Regions from separate parts of the Mus musculus genome. Here region 1 is linked to region 2. Evidence: chromatin contacts called from ENCODE Hi-C or POLR2A ChIA-PET data. All regions are on one chromosome and are shown on one strand. The core of a region is the stretch at or near the end of the contact, and the rest is flanking DNA. Distances in the headings are between cores, read along the strand shown. Region 1 holds the start of 4930455C13Rik (RIKEN cDNA 4930455C13 gene). Region 2 holds the start of Hbs1l (Hbs1-like (S. cerevisiae)).

Region 1 (2,881 bases), core at 12-2,511, 46 kb after region 2:
GTAACCACCTGGTGGAAGAAGAGAACCACCAACACCCTTTAGCTGTTCTTCGACCTACACACACATGTGAAAACAAAAGCTACCAAGAGTTCAAGAAATCACATTTATAATGTGTTGAGTTTTCTTGAAAGCCCATTTGATCCAAAAATTCATTTTTGGCTATACCATTGCATATACACCCAGTCCTGGCCATAACATCACAAATACACATTCCTGATTCTGACTGACTGTGGAAGCTAAACTAAGCTAGAACTTGGATGAGAGAATGTAAAATACACGCTGGCAATTCATTTCTCTCCATGTACATGTGTAAGAGGTAACTCATTGCTTAGAGCACAGTCTGCTTTACTAATACTGAGAATTGTAACTCTACCTCTAGACATGTAAGTAGAACTGATTGAGACATCAAGTGCAGGACAGATAGTCAGTACACAGTCTGGTAAGTCTTAGTGTCCAAGTCAAGGAGATTACTCCTTTAGATTTATAAACAGATGGTTCCACTTTTGGAAAGGTCGTTTAGAAATAAGAAATCAAGTTAATTAAGATCATAAAATTATATGACAAAGTGTCTGAAACATTGTTACCAATTTATTCTTGCCGTTCTAGCAGTGGGTGTAGGCCTGGGCCCAGAATGGGCATTTTTAGATCTTAGAGACATTTGAAAGTTTAAAGCTGTGTTTACCTCTTAGGATGCAGCAGCGTTGCTGCCTGCTGTCTGCCAGGGCGGAGTCTTCATGTTTAGTAGACACCTAGGGTTCCCAGTGTTCGTTTGTGTGGATTGGCTCTGGTCACTTCTCTTTTCCAGCTTGACAGACCTGAGACCCAGAATATCAGGGGTTGCCAAGAGATACCCCTGCCCCCTGACTCAGTTGGGCAGTGTCTGAAATGACTTTCTCACAGTTTTTCTCATCTTTCTGCAGCTTAACTTCTGAGGAAAATGGACTCAGTGTGCGCGCTCCTCACAAAGGGCCTCCTGGTGATGATGTGAGCGTAGCTTCTCCTAACATTCCTGAGACCGGCACTCCAAAATCTGCCCTCCCACCTCCTTCCCTTCAAACATCAGAAGAGCTGGGCTCCACTCCGACACCAGTGAGAAAGTCTGGCAAGCTGAGGCAGCAGATAGACGTGAAAGCGGAATTGGAAAAGCGGCAGGGCGGGAAGCAGCTCCTCAACTTAGTGGTCATTGGTATGCCCTTGTTCTGCCCGCCGGGTTAGCAGGACCGCGGCAGGAGGCGCCCAGCCTCTTGGAGCAGTGTAGGCTTAAATAAAGCAAAGAGGCATTGCATCATAATGCATTCTGGTCACCCAGGGTGCAATGGGGCCGCGTTACCAAGGAGGGCATCATCGGACTTAGCTTGTGGCAGTTTTATGTAGTGAACATTTTGAAAATGGGATGCATCTCCCCCCCCAAAAAAGGGAAACTTTGCCCTCTCTAAAACTGTGTGTGCAGTCCTCACCCCCTCCCCCATTTAGGTGTTTTAACCTTGATAGAAATTGGTGTTTGTTATACTAAATACTGACGCACGCTGTTGAATTAGTGTTGCAATGCCTCAATGTGAGCATCTGAAATGTACCTAGTATTAACCCTGAATCAATTTTCCTTAGGTCATGTTGATGCTGGGAAAAGTACTCTGATGGGCCATATGCTTTATCTTCTGGGTAATGTAAACAAAAGAACTATGCATAAGTATGAGCAAGAATCTAAAAAGGCTGGCAAGGCTTCATTTGCATATGCGTGGGTCTTGGATGAAACTGGAGAAGAAAGGGAAAGGTAGCCGCTATGTTTCAACGCTTTTAGTCTTTAAAATAAGTGGGCACTGGAAGTTGAATGTGTAACACATAAATGCATCAGCGAGACGTTCAGAATTCCTTTTGTTTGTCATACTTTATTCTGTGAGAAGAAGGTTAAGAGAATATTTATCCCAAACCCAACAAGGAGGAGCACCGGCAGACAGCAGTGCTGGACGGTGAGGCTCCCTGAGTGGGTCTTGCTGTGAGCCAGTGGAGTTGGCAGTTGTTGCTCCCTCGGCATATCCGGTTGTTAAAGTCGGATCTGACTCAGTCTTGCACCAGGTTTTAAAGGAACTGCCCAGCAGGTCCAGACTACAGGCTCACAATTCCATTCTCATGAGACACACACTCACAGTCCAGAAAGAAACAATTGAATCTATCTTGTCAGTTATTCTTTCAGTGTCTCTCGGGGCTTAGTGCTAGTTTAGGTGGATTCTAGCAGAAGGATGAAGATACTCGCGTATCTCTGGCCAGTTACCTCTTCTGAGGTAATTTAAAGCATAGACGTATATCACATTTAAGGCTATCAGACGCGGAGAAGCAAACTCTGTCTATGTAAGATACAGAACAACTAAGTTAAAATAATGACCAACACGCACAGGGTGTCAGAATCCTAAGTTAACGGTCGAAACATCTCTCAAGTCTTTAATCTGATTATGATTAGAGAGTATATGTGCGTTTGCAGACTTTTCTCTGCATGAGTTCATTTTCCTGCAGTCCCTGTCTCCATTATGTGTAAGGCAGTTCGCTAACCCAGGTTGCATGAGTCTAGTGCTTCTCATAGCTGGGTGTTTGTATCCTCATGGTATTTCTCCCTTATATAGCTTTTTCTCTGTATATTATTATGACCCTGCTTCCTACCCTTACACAAAAGCTTAACCTGTCAATTCACTGAGAAACAGTGAAGCCCAAGTAATTCCCACCGGTCTAACAAACAGACTATCAAAGTATACAGCTTTTATTTCCTTTGTGTAACCTGATCCTGTAGATTAGTAGACTGAGAAGAGTGTAATTTAAGGGGAAGGGCTTAGTAAAATTTACTTAATTATGTGGGTTGAGCTGCAAGTGAGCTAATTGCACTTGCTCCTAA
Region 2 (2,779 bases), core at 206-2,705:
ACACACCCAAGTTATGTGTCATGTCTGAGGCAGGATTGTTTTCTTATTCACCCTACTAGTTATGTGGTCGGTTTATAACTCATTTACTTCAATAGCCGCATCAGTGACTTGTAATTAACAGCATTCACGTTTACAGTGGGATAGAAGCTGACCCTGGTTTTTAAGTTTTATGTACGTGACGTTGAGACAGGGTCTCAACAGTGCTGGTTGGCCTGGAACTCCCTGTGTAGCCAAGGATGACCTTGAATTCCTGGTCCTCCTGTCCCTGTCTACAGAGTACCAAGATTAAAGGAATTGAGCCACCAGGTCCAGCACATTTAGTACTCTTTAGCACTTAATGTCCTGTGCTAAGTCCTCTTACATGGGCAAATATTATTTATGAATTTGATAATGTATAAGATAATATCTTCACTTACAAAGAAATAGGCTGCAATGTGGAAATTATTTAAAGGTATAAAATAAAACACTTAAAAATCATAAAATTAGCATCTACTTTTTTTTTTTTTTGTCTATAAAGTTTTGCCTTGGAGCCATATGAAACATTGTGAGTTAAGAACACCATTGGGTAGTCAGTCAGAACTCAAATCTGAGCCCTTTACAAATATGGATTTAATTTGTGTTATCCTCATTGTTGTGGATTAGAAAAGCTGAGTAAGGTGGTGTTAGACATTCGCCTTTGATTCCAGGTCTTGGCATTGAAAGCACAAGCTACAATAAAATGGTTTGTTCAGTGTGATAATAAGGTTGATGTTTTTTACACAGCATTATTAGCCTTATGTTGTATGAAACAAGGATGTTTAATAACAGGTTATAGATTTATGTGTTATTATTACATCATAAGCACCCAAGGCTAGTTCTGTGTCTGAAAAGCTGTACTAAACACCCTTAGCAAGTTCACATATTTATGTATTCAATCAATGTCTAAGGCTTCCTTCTTAATTAATTCGTGCTAATGAAATATTTTACAAAGCTAAGGTCAGACAGTTGTTTACCAGAGCTGTTAATGAATTTAATATGGAGCCCATACCTGAAGCCATGAGTTACATGCGAAGCATATTGACCCAGTGTGGCTACATTTCAAAGCTAAAATTACTCATTCAAAAAGTTCCCTCTACAGCTTGGACTAATTATTATGCCAAATTTACACGTTTATTGATTGCCTATAGTGTTTACTAAGGCTTAAAAGCTGAAACAAAGTCCTTGTTTTTACTGAGCGAAATAGGCAGCTTTTCAGATGATCAAAAACCAAAGTTGGGAAATAATCCTGAAAACCGGTGTAGGTGAAGGATCCCGCTCAACAACCCTCTGGTTGCTTCATTTCTGGCCTTGAAGTCCACGTCAGTCAATTCGCTTGTGGGCGGGACCTCGCCCCCCCCCCCCCCCCGCCAGTTCGCGAGCGCGCACGCGTTCCCGGGAGGCCCGCAGTGACCCCGAGAGCTTGCCGTCGCCAAGTGCGCAGGTATGACGTCGCGCATGCGCGGACGCTCGGCGCAGAGGCCTGGCGGAAGACAAGATGGCGCGGCAGAGGTGTTCCGCCCGCGGTCTGCGCCTCGTCGGTTTCTGAGCCGAGTTTTTCTGGAAGGGACGGCGGCAGGCGCCGTCTGTGCGCGATGGCCCGGCATCGGAACGTCCGGGGATATAACTACGATGAAGGTGGGTGGTAAGGCCGCGCCGGCCGTGACCTTAGCTCTTCCAGCTGTCTCCATGGCCGCTTTACATCTCCCTGGAATCGAGCATGGACCCCGGAGCCACGCTCGCAATGGGATCTTCGGCGGAGAGGGAGCGGGCGGAGAGCGAGCAGGACCTGAGAGGAACACCCGGGGAGGAAGCCGGCGTGTTGTCTGCCTCCTAGCTGAGCTAGTTCACCGACCGGGCAGGGGTGTAGCATCTCCAGGGCCCATAGGTGTGGCGAGGTCGGGATCCGATGCTGTTCGTATCCAAGCGTCACCTCTTCTTTCCCTGTTTCCTGCGGGGATCCCGCAATGAGTTCCTGACGTCTGTCTCATAAGCCCTCCTTCAGACAAGCCCACGAGGCCGTAGTTAGAAAAGAGGCTGGCTTAGCGCTTACCTGCGGCCGGCCTACTACAAACGTCAGATTTATTTCGTTGTCCCCGTGTCCCTGCGTTTTTGACTGCTCCATTTTTTTCCAACGGATTTCAAAACTGGGGACGTGAGAAACAGAAAAGATTCTTGTTTAAAAGGGCTCAAGAAATTGGGTCGATTTGCTGATGTTCAGGTGTATAAATTCAGTTATTGGCAAACAGTGCTTAATGTAGATTGATTTTAAAAAGGAAATGGAAAAATAACACCAGCGGGGAGGTCATGAAAAAGGGACTCGCAGTTTGTTGGCATTGAGTGGATGATAATAAGCATCATTTAGCATCACAGAAGCTAAAAATAAACACAAATGTAAAGTGATGCAAGAATCCTAAAGACCTGCTGCTTTTTAAAATGGAGAAGATGCAATGTTTACGCAGGCGGTTGTTATTAACACCCCCTTTGGGGGGATTGTGAGCTTCAGTGTCCTCAACAGGTTTGACCAACCAACAACCTGGGCTGCATCTGGAGACTTTGACCCAGTCTGCCTGGAATATCTTACTTGGCAGGCATTCACTGTAAGAATACATAGTGTCTGTATAAAAGGCCTGGTGGACCACTACCACTAAGAAATGACTTTAGTCTGGAAGAGATTGTGTAGCTGTGAAATAAGGGACATTTATTACCAATATATTTCCTCAGCCAGTGATAATTGACTATTTAAGGGTACTGCTTAACACAT

What was found. Hi-C counts contacts between places; a loop is a spot of excess contacts on that map. ChIA-PET counts read pairs that join two places held with the same protein, here RNA polymerase II (POLR2A).
Region 1: a loop to region 2 is called in a map of left cerebral cortex, with 4 times the contacts of the local background. The contact joins the promoter of 4930455C13Rik here to the promoter of Hbs1l in region 2. A Hi-C loop is called at or near these places in 2 of 37 maps with a recorded cell type or tissue (left cerebral cortex and regulatory T cell). POLR2A ChIA-PET finds 5 or more read pairs at or near these places in 2 of 5 experiments (both embryonic stem cell).

Annotation. Positions count from the first base shown.
Region 1 is chr10:21,340,794-21,343,674 of GRCm38, forward strand. It overlaps 4930455C13Rik (RIKEN cDNA 4930455C13 gene), which reads right to left and starts at 1,262. Exons shown (of 4, transcript NR_045352.1): 1 at 683-1,262. Hbs1l (Hbs1-like (S. cerevisiae)) reads left to right here. Exons shown (of 18, transcript NM_019702.2): 6 at 921-1,186; 7 at 1,606-1,771.
Region 2 is chr10:21,294,524-21,297,302 of GRCm38, forward strand. Hbs1l (Hbs1-like (S. cerevisiae)) reads left to right here and starts at 1,456. Exons shown (of 18, transcript NM_019702.2): 1 at 1,456-1,653. The coding sequence starts at 1,611.